2 separate regions of the Homo sapiens genome follow, and region 2 is linked to region 1. A link is a contact called in ENCODE Hi-C data. All regions are on one chromosome and are shown on one strand. The core of a region is the stretch at or near the end of the contact, and the rest is flanking DNA. Distances in the headings are between cores, read along the strand shown. Region 1 holds the start of COPRS (coordinator of PRMT5 and differentiation stimulator). Region 2 holds the start of MYO1D (myosin ID).

Evidence for each region. A loop is a pair of places that touch in the nucleus more often than their neighbours do. Pooled maps may share reads with other maps.
Region 2: a loop to region 1 is called in a map of CD4-positive, alpha-beta T cell, with 8 times the contacts of the local background. The contact joins the promoter of MYO1D here to the promoter of COPRS in region 1. A Hi-C loop is called at or near these places in 1 of 168 maps with a recorded cell type or tissue (CD4-positive, alpha-beta T cell), 1 of 37 single-sample maps with no recorded cell type and 6 of 50 pooled maps.

Annotation. Positions count from the first base shown.
Region 1 is chr17:31,856,593-31,861,003 of GRCh38, forward strand. It overlaps COPRS (coordinator of PRMT5 and differentiation stimulator), which reads right to left and starts at 2,652. Exons shown (of 4, transcript NM_018405.4): 1 at 2,509-2,652; 2 at 207-273. The coding sequence starts at 2,607. UTP6 (UTP6 small subunit processome component) reads right to left here. Exons shown (of 19, transcript NM_018428.3): 19 at 4,312-4,411. RefSeq lists an enhancer at 1,639-2,313 and a silencer at 2,373-2,802.
Region 2 is chr17:32,875,738-32,880,539 of GRCh38, forward strand. MYO1D (myosin ID) reads right to left here and starts at 1,387. Exons shown (of 22, transcript NM_015194.3): 1 at 1,041-1,387. The coding sequence starts at 1,135. It overlaps MYO1D-DT (MYO1D divergent transcript), which reads left to right and starts at 1,118. Exons shown (of 4, transcript NR_184086.1): 1 at 1,118-1,156; 2 at 2,107-2,224; 3 at 2,563-2,898. RefSeq lists silencers at 723-1,712, 919-1,106.

The sequences.
Region 1 (4,411 bases), core at 1,402-3,901:
GATGGATTTGAACATAAGAAAAGTTCAGGACTTCCCTTAAGGAAGCTCCAAGCAAGGCTTCCAAAGGAGGTTACTGTTCAACTGGGCAGAGAAGGCCACTAAGCAGCAGAGAGGACTGGCTAAAAGAGAAGGTAAATGAGACAGAGGGACTATTCCTCTCCTCACATCCTTGGTCTCCCCAACTTCCGTCTCTGCCATCTACTTGCCTAGTCGATCCATAGCCTTCTCAGTCTCTCTCTCCTGACTGGAGTGGTCAGCTGTAGCAAAGCCAGCCTGCAGGAAGAAGAAATGATTACCAAGGACTTGGGTATCTGGGGTATGCCCAGTATTCAGCTATTGCATCTCAACCCCACCCACTCTTCCATACTCCCCTTGGTGATGCAGGGCTGGGACTCTGCCACCCACATTTCTACTTTGCCCTGTTAAACTGAGCAAGGCTGGAGGGAGATGGGCCTTGTTCCTTCCTATTCATGTAGGCATCACCTCATGACACTTCACCGTGGCAGCAGGAATGCCTTCCTATAGTGGCCACAGAATCCAGTATACAGTTCTGCGAACTCTTGCAGAGCCAGTCTTATCACTGCACCTTCTCTTTAGAGGTCTGGGTCTCAGGACTCTCCTCCAAGCTCAGAGACCCCCTACCATCAGCTGGGGCAGTGCCTTCTCCTTAAAGGTTGGAATTTCAGCTCTGCAGAGCCTTTTCCCTAAGCTTTTAAATTTTAATCAACTTCATCTCTTTGTTCCTTCAGCCATAGGTTGGTAGCTGTTCCCTGCGGTTGCCACCCCCAGGTACACGTTTTACCTTTTCAGTTACTTAACAACTTTATAGCTAGTAAACAACTCTATCAAATTCTCTGTTTCCTCACCAACACACTGAGGTGGGGGAAGCTTTATAATTCCTCTGCAATGCTGAGCACTGAAGGCAGTATTTCTAATCTAACTGAAAATCTTCCCGCACAGCCAACCAAATGCTTCTCTGCTCCCATCACTCAGAAGTTCCTGAAACCCTATGACCTCCAAGACCTCTTTCTAATGAATCACGAAATGTTCCCTGCCTGCATAAAAGACCTGATTTTGATCCCAGCTCTGCCATCCATTCAGAGTGTGACCTTGAACACATCACTTCAATTACTGTGCCTGAGTTTTCTTCTCCAGAAATTAGGGGTGACTGTTCTGACCCTGCAGGGGACTTATGATTAGACACCATTTATGAAAACACCTGGCATGTGGCAAGAATGTAACATTTCTTGAATTTAAATTCATCTTTTCTGCTACATCTAAACTGTACTCGGCACCTGCTCCAATCAGCATTCATTATCTAGTCATGTCTGGGTTTAATAATTCAGTTCCACTCCCTGTAGTTAGTGACAACCTCTGGTCACTGCCGCCCAAGGAGAAGTCAGACCTCTCACCTAAACCACTGCCACGGCCTCCTAACCACCTTCCCATCCAGCCATCTGGCCCAGCCTTACAGAATTAATCACTACTCTGCTCAAAACCTTCAACAGCCCTCCACTGAGAGAGCACAAAATTAGCCATGGCATTCGCACGTCCCCTCTTCTCCCACTCCCATCAACCTGTTGAGCATAGTTCTCTGCATGCTCTGAGACCCAACTCCAGGCCATGTGCCCTGCACTTTCTCATCTCCACGCCTCTGCAGACACCACCAGCCTCTCACCTTGATCCTTTCCTGCTATGCCCTGACAAAATTAGTCCCATTCTATTCTGCACTCCAAAGTAATTTTCTTTGTAAGTGTCGCTGCATTTTTCATATCTTACTTTGGCTAAGTACCATCTTTGAGGCATCATTCATCCAGTCGGTATGTCTATCTCCTGTGCCAGGCACTATGCTAGGCTGTGCAAACAGCCCTAACAGAGGGTTCCTACCTTCAAGCCGCTCAGCACCTAGCCGGTACAGACTGTAAACAAGGACAGGTAAGAACTGTAATAACGGTCTGTAACGTTCTCGGGAAAACCAGGAGCTGTCTAGCTTACATGAAAACAAGTTTCTGGAAACCCTGCGTCAAACAGGGCCTTTCTGGTTTCAGTAAGGAGAAGGGGGAGCGCGCATGTGACATCTGGGGCTCAGGGTTAGCTGGCATCCCCACCAACGGACAGAGGTCCACAGGTCTGTAAAGTCAAGTCCCTCTCCTCGCCGCCCTCACCTGGCCCTCGCCCAGGCTCCTGGCAGCGGGCCCCGGCTCTCGGTCACCAGCGTCACCTCCCATTTACCAAATCCGCAGCGGCGCCCAGCGGGCGGACAGCCGTCTCTGCTGACCCAGAGCGCCCACCCACGCCCTCGGCTTTCCCCGCCCCGCAGCCCCGCGGCCCCGCGGCCTGGCCGTTTTCAGCTCGAGCGCGAGCCCAAACAGCGCTCCGTGTCGCGGGGCGGCCCGAGGCCGGCCAGAGGCGCTTCCCCGGCCCCGCGGCCCCCGCCCAGCCCGGCCCCGCGACTTCCCGCCCCAGGCTGCGGCTGGCTGTTGCTCCTGGCCCCCACGCGGCGCTCACCTCCGGGCTGGGGGGCGCCCCCCGCGCGCTAGGCAGCGGCGGGCCCCGAGACGGCTCCGCGGCCCCCTGCGCCTGGGCCCCGGCGGCCTGAAGGTCCATGCCCTGCGGCCCGCGGCTGGTCGCCCTGGACGCCGTGGGCCACGTGACGCGCCGGCCCGGCTGCCCGCCCGAGGATCCGCCGCAGAAGCGCCAATCAGCCTGGGGAGGGGGTGGGTACCGGCCAAGAGGGCGGGGCGCGGGGGTGTCACGAGCAAGCGGGGGCGGGGCGGCGCAGGGGGCGGGGCGCGCGGCCTCGCGGAGCCCGCCCCTCCCTCCCAGCGCGAAATCTGAAACAATCTCGGAGACGGATTTTGGAAACTCCTCTCGGTGCATATCCTAAGGCTGCACGACTAGCTGCGTGTGAAACGCCAAGCGTACCCTACTCGGCCACTCGGGGTGTGCTCCAGCTTCAAAACCCCGCGTGGGTAAGACACATGAGCAACCCAGTGACCTCCACCTTGAGCTAATGATCGTCTTTGAAGTTAATCCATTAGAAACCAAGATAGATGATTAAGACACAAACTGCAATATGCAGTGGACACAGAATACAGGCCACGACGCTTACTCATAATAATCCTGAACATTCGGGATTCCTGTATTTCCATGCTCAACGCCTGATACCGACAACCTAATTATTTCCCATTTTGCCTCGAAAGGTGGCTTCTGGGGATAGGCAGGGCCTGAGCTGGGAACAGCCCAACTGGAAAGACAGCCTTCCCTGCCTTCCCCACAGTGCCTAACCTCTAATAACAAACCAGCTCAAGGTGTGCTAATCACGTCAACATCAGGACATGAGACCCTCTTCCTTCATCCCCCTCAAAGACTGTGTTGTTTGTACAACACAAAAGGCATTTGAAAAAATTTAGCATAAAACTGACACACAATATTCGATATTATTTTTGTTCTATATGTAGATGTTCCTACACAGGAGTCAGTATCCCCAAGGCTAACTGCCTCTAGGTCAGCAATGTCCAATAGAACGTTCTTTAATGGTGGAAGTGGAAATGAAAGTTCTACTATCTGTACTGTCCAATATAGTAACCATATACCTACTGAGCACTTGAAATGTGGCCAATGTGAATAAATTGAATAATTCTAATAAATTTAAATTGCTACATGTGCCTTGGAGCTACTGTTTCTAACAGTGCAACTCTAGGTGTACTAGCTAGATGTGTTTTCATAACCTGCAATATTGAGAATCAGATACAGGGATGTGATGACCCCAGGTGACCACCCTTATAGCCTTGTGTTAAGGAGACTACCACTATCCTCTTTGCTCCCTAATCTACATATCTCTTTCGTAAAATTAAAGTGCCAAATAAGATTAAGAATGTTAAACATCCCAGGACTTAAGGGACAGGAAAAAGAGGAATTTTTTTCTTATTTTAAAACAAATGACAAGAAAACAGGGGCTGGCCGCGGTGGCTCACTCCTGTAATTCCAGCACTTTGGGAGGCCGAGGCAGGCAGATCACTTGAGGTCAGTTCAAGGCTATCCTGGCCAACATGGTGAAACCCCATCTCTACTAAAAATACAAAAATTAGCCAGGCGTGGTGGCACACACCCATAATCCCAGCTACTCGGGAGGCTGAGGCAGGAGAATCACTTGAGCCCGGGAGGTGGAGGGTGCAGTGAGCAGAGATTGCCCCACAGCACTCCAGCCTGGGCGACAGAGTGAGACTTGGTCTAAAAAAAAAAAAAACCAGAAAGAAAAAGAAAACAGTACAAAAGCTTAAAATAAAAATGTTCTAAAGTAGACTCTAATACTCATAGAAATTTAATATATAATAAAGGTAACATCACAAATCAGCAGAGAGAAACATAACTGCCCAAATAGTGTTGGCAAAATTAACTGCTTGGGGAA
Region 2 (4,802 bases), core at 137-2,636, 1.0 Mb after region 1:
TTAGGGTTAAGCACCCAAGCCTAGATTATGACTTTCACTTTATAAGCTTAAGGAATGATGTTTAGCTATAAACCTTAGAAGAAATGCAGCCAAAGCTTGCAGGGAAACATACACACGCACACCAAAACTCAGCTATTTTGAAATTCCACTTACTTTAATGTTTAAGTCAAACTACTTTAAAACTGTTTACATATTACTCTATCAAGGGTGAAATAATCGCATGTAAAGGGCTTTCTAAAACAAATCCACATCTTGGAAGCCCATTTTGGGGCGTTGAGTTGTGACTACGTTCTCAAGGATGTTAATAACACAAGAGCTCCATCCACTAACTCCTTGAAAAAAACCAAAACCATGAACGTCTTGTCAAATTCAGACAGTTTATCTTGGCACTGGCAAGTACAGCAGTCTCTTCGATGTCTGGAAACGTGTCTAATTACGTTTAGAGAGTAACTAAAAAAATAGCCAGTGTCCCGGAACAGACAGCTCAGGGATCACTCCATAGCATCCTGAATGACAGGATGGAACTACGCCAGGAGGAAAAAAAAAAGAAGGGCGAAGAAAGAAAGAAAAGAAGCAAGTGTAAAGCCGGGATGAGACGCCAGCCTCTCTCCAAAATAATCCTCCAGTCCTCCTAGGGCCTTCGGGGCCACCGCAACTCTCGTTCAAGTTATTTCCCTTCAGTTTCCATGAGGTCACCGGCCCGCCCACATCCCTCACCTGGCGCGGGGAAGCGCGCCCTCCCGCGCGGCACACCCTCTGCACCTAAACCCCGGACAGCGCCCAGGGCTCCCCTCTCAGGGAAGCGCGGCCCTTGAGCTCGACACGCCCCCCGCACCCCAAAGCGGCCGCACCCCAGGGGCGTCCGCTCTCGGGAAAGCGCAGCCGCGGAGCTTGGCAGACCCCCGGACACCGCAGCCCGGCCGCGCCTCCATCCCTGGAGCTTGGGCGCTCCCGACACCCCGGATCCGGCCGCGCCCCGAGGCGCCCCCTCTCGGGAAAGCGCAGCCTCGCGCCCCTGCGCGCGGCCGCTCCGCCCTCACCTGAGCCTGAGGTTGGCCATGAACTCGGGCATGGAGACGGTGTCCATCAGCACGAAGTCTGCCTTGCCGAATTCCAGGCTCTCCTGCTCCGCCATGGCGCCAGCGCGGGGGCTCAGGTGGGCGCGCTCGGGCCTCCGGGGCCGCTCCGTGGGCCCGCGATGAGCTCGGGAGGGGCCGGGGCGAGGCCGCGCCGCGAGGCTACGGGGAGGGGGCGCGCACGCCGCTCGGCGGGTCCGGGCCGGACAGAGGCCGCCTCGCTGCTCCTCGGCGCCTTCTCGGCCGGCGCGGCTCCGAACGGGACGCACCCGACAGTTTCCGCTCCTCCCGCCGCGGCTGCCGGGCGCTGTAGGGGCCGGGACACCGAGACGGAGACGGCAGCGGCTGGTCCCGCCTCCAGCCTGGGGCTCGTCCCGGCTCCGCCCCGCCCGGGCCTCCCGGCTCCGCCCCTCCCGGCCCACTGAGGAGCCCGCCCCAGCCGCGGCCCTGGCCGCCGCCTCTTCACCTGGGCGGCGCGCACGCGCGGGTGGGCGGCGGGGACGCGCGCTGGGCCGGGCGGCGGCAGCTGGGTGGCAGCGCCCCCTGGGGACAGGCGCTGGGATCTCAGGCGGCCAAGAGGATGGCCGCCTGCCGCCCACACTTGGTAGCTGCCAACAAAGTTAGAAAAGTAGTTCGTGGAGCTTTTCGCGAGGACAATTCATTATGATTCTGTCACCCTGCTCCAAAACCCACTCCCGCCTCTCTACTCACACCCTGCCCATTCTTGAAGTGGTGGTTCAAGCACAGACTGAGAGGTAATAATAATGGCTAACATTTTTGGGGCACCAAAAATGCCCAGAGCTGTTCTCAGCGCCTTAGAGAACTTTTAAGAAACTTGCCATACGACTAGGAAGTGGAGCAGCTGCGGTTTCACGCAGGTCATTTGACTTAGGAGCCGCAGCGTTCAACCACGTCTGACTACCTCCATTCTTCAGTGGCCCATTTTCTCTTCCACTCATCCGAGCATGTCATCAGACATTACCTTATATGATTATTAAGTTTTTAATATATCTTTGTATCATCTCTCCAGGATTATTGCGGATGTCTTGAGCATGGGACCATTCTTTTTGCATCCACCAAATAACTATTGTACTACTTTGCATATATAAATATGAAATCCATACTGGTTCAGTGGAATGAAGTGAGTTGTAAGTAGTCTCCAATTTATTGATACATTGGTTGAGCTTGGAAAATTCTTTTTGAACTCAATGTATTTTCCCAAAGAAAATATACTACAAATGACTTTCTTTCTTTTTTTTTTTTTTTTCTTTTTCTGGAGACAAATTCTCCCTCTGTCACCCAGGCTGGAGTGCAGTGGTGCAATCACAGCTCACTGCAACCTCAAACTCCTGGGCTCAAGCAATCCTCCAGCCTCAGCCTCCTGAGCAGCTGGGACTACAGGTGTATGACACCATGCCCAGCTATTTTTTTTAAATAAATGACTTTCTAAGGTATCTACATTTATTCAGTCCTGTGTTTCTGTTAGGACATCTTCTATTACAAAATCTACGAGGAAATCTAGAGGCCTCCAAGGACCTGGCTGGGCTTCAACTCTGGCTGAGTTTGAGATGAGTAAACCAGACTGAAGGACCTTGCCCAAGGCCTGCTTCAGCTGCCAGCCACCCACACTTGCTAAGAGAAAGGAAAGGAGCTTTGTCACCTCCTGAGGGACTGCCTCTGCCATCAGAAAACCACCCCAATCCCTGGCACCAGCAGAGCTGGGTTGCATCTGACTACCGTTAGCAGCTGTCCTTCAGAAGGAGGAGATCCACCTGTCTCGATATCAGTGTCCTCATTTGTGGAATAAAAGCTCTGGAATAAGGTAGGACTGTCCTATGGTTGGGTCATTTGTGGAGGTGTCGGTCAGTGGCTAAGTAGGTTATTGCATAGGGTATGGTTGTATTCCTAATGTTTGTATTGGCATGTTTTAACATAAGCAGAACTGAACTTCAAGAAGGAAAGAAAGAAATCTCAAACTGTATGCACTTTGGAGCATCCAGGGACCACACCCCAAAACCTTTTGGTAAATTATATATGTGTGTTCCCTGAGCTCTGTAGGTGTTAAAAATTAGGGCAAAATCCCAGGTACCAGGAAAAGAAACATCACGGCTTGCAGATGATGAGAGAGTTGCAGAAATTGTACAGTGGTTAGGAGCTATGGTGGGATACAATGTGGTTTCCAAATGGCCAAAGTAAGAGATCCTCATTTTAATCAACATCTTATATAGGAACCCAACATATAAAACACATATACAACATATGCAAAGGGTATTTTATTAATTTCTTGTATAAGTCCAAATTAGTATAAAATTAGGCATTGATGCTCTCATGATGAACCCAAATCTGCTCAATGGGGCTCACTATTAGCCTCAGGATTCCAGTTTACTTTTGTATGTTGTTTTCATTGTACTGTGTCAAGCAAATTCTTGTTTGTATAACTAAGCAGTAATTTGTTACCCATACAACTTTACATTCAGCATTTCTAGGCCAATGTGCAGTTACAACATTATTAATCAATGACACACTTGAGCAAAGTTCAGGTATATGCACAGCCGGCAGGAGAGACTGAATACTCTGGTCTGCATTCAGTCAAGGTAACCTAGAGCAGATTAGCTCATTATGAATGTTCTTTGTGATAAAATTTGAATAGAAACACATTTGGAGATGCATGTTTTTGTTACAGTTTAAAATATACAAAAAATAAAACAAATAAAAGTTTATATCCCCAATCATGAGACACACAGACACCATGAGCCTCCTGATATGGTCTCCTGAAAAAGACACATATCATTTACCTGCTAAAAATACGTAAATGGAATCTAATCATGAAGAAGCATCAAACAAACTCACATTAAGGGGCATCCTACAAAACAATTGACCTGTATTCTTCAAAAATATCAATGATGTGAAAGACAAAGAGGCTGAGGCACATCACTATTAAAGGCAATGGGTGATTCTGGACTGGATCTCCAACCAGAAAAATGTAAAGGACATTGTTGGGATAATTGGTGAAATTCAAATATAGACGCGATGTTAGATAGTAGGATAGTATCAATGCTAGTTTTTCTGAACTTGATCATTTTACTGGGATTCTGCAAGATAATGTCCTTGTTTCTAGCAGGTATCTGCTAAAGTATTTAGGAGTAAAATGATGTCTCGAACTGTTTGGCAAGAATAATAAAAATAATAAGATGAGGAGGTGGAAGGAGGGCGTGCATATATATTGGTAGACATATAAATGATTAAAGCAAATGATGCAAAATACTAACAAGTGGTAAAGTCATTAAAAATATATGGGACTTTTGAGGGGATTTTCTTTTGTACTATCCTCACAACTTTTCTGTAACTTTGCAATTAGTTTGAAATTTATTCATTTATTTTGAGACGGAGTCTTGCTCTGCCGCCCAGGCTGAAGTGCAGTGACACGATCTCGGCTCACTGCAACCTCCGCCTCCCGGGTTCAAGCGAGTCTCCTGCCTCAGCCTCCTGAGTAGCTGGGACTACAGGTGCATGCCACCATGCCCAGCTAATTTTTGTATTTTTAGTAGAAACGGGGTTTCACCATGTTGGTCAGGCTGGTCTCAAGCTCCTGACCTCATGATCTGCCCACCTCAGCCTCCCAAAGTGCTGGGATTAGAGGTGTGAGCCACCACACTCGGCCTGAAATTTAAACTTAAAAATTAAATAGTAATCTAAAACTGTGCTAAATAAAAATTTTTAATTTAA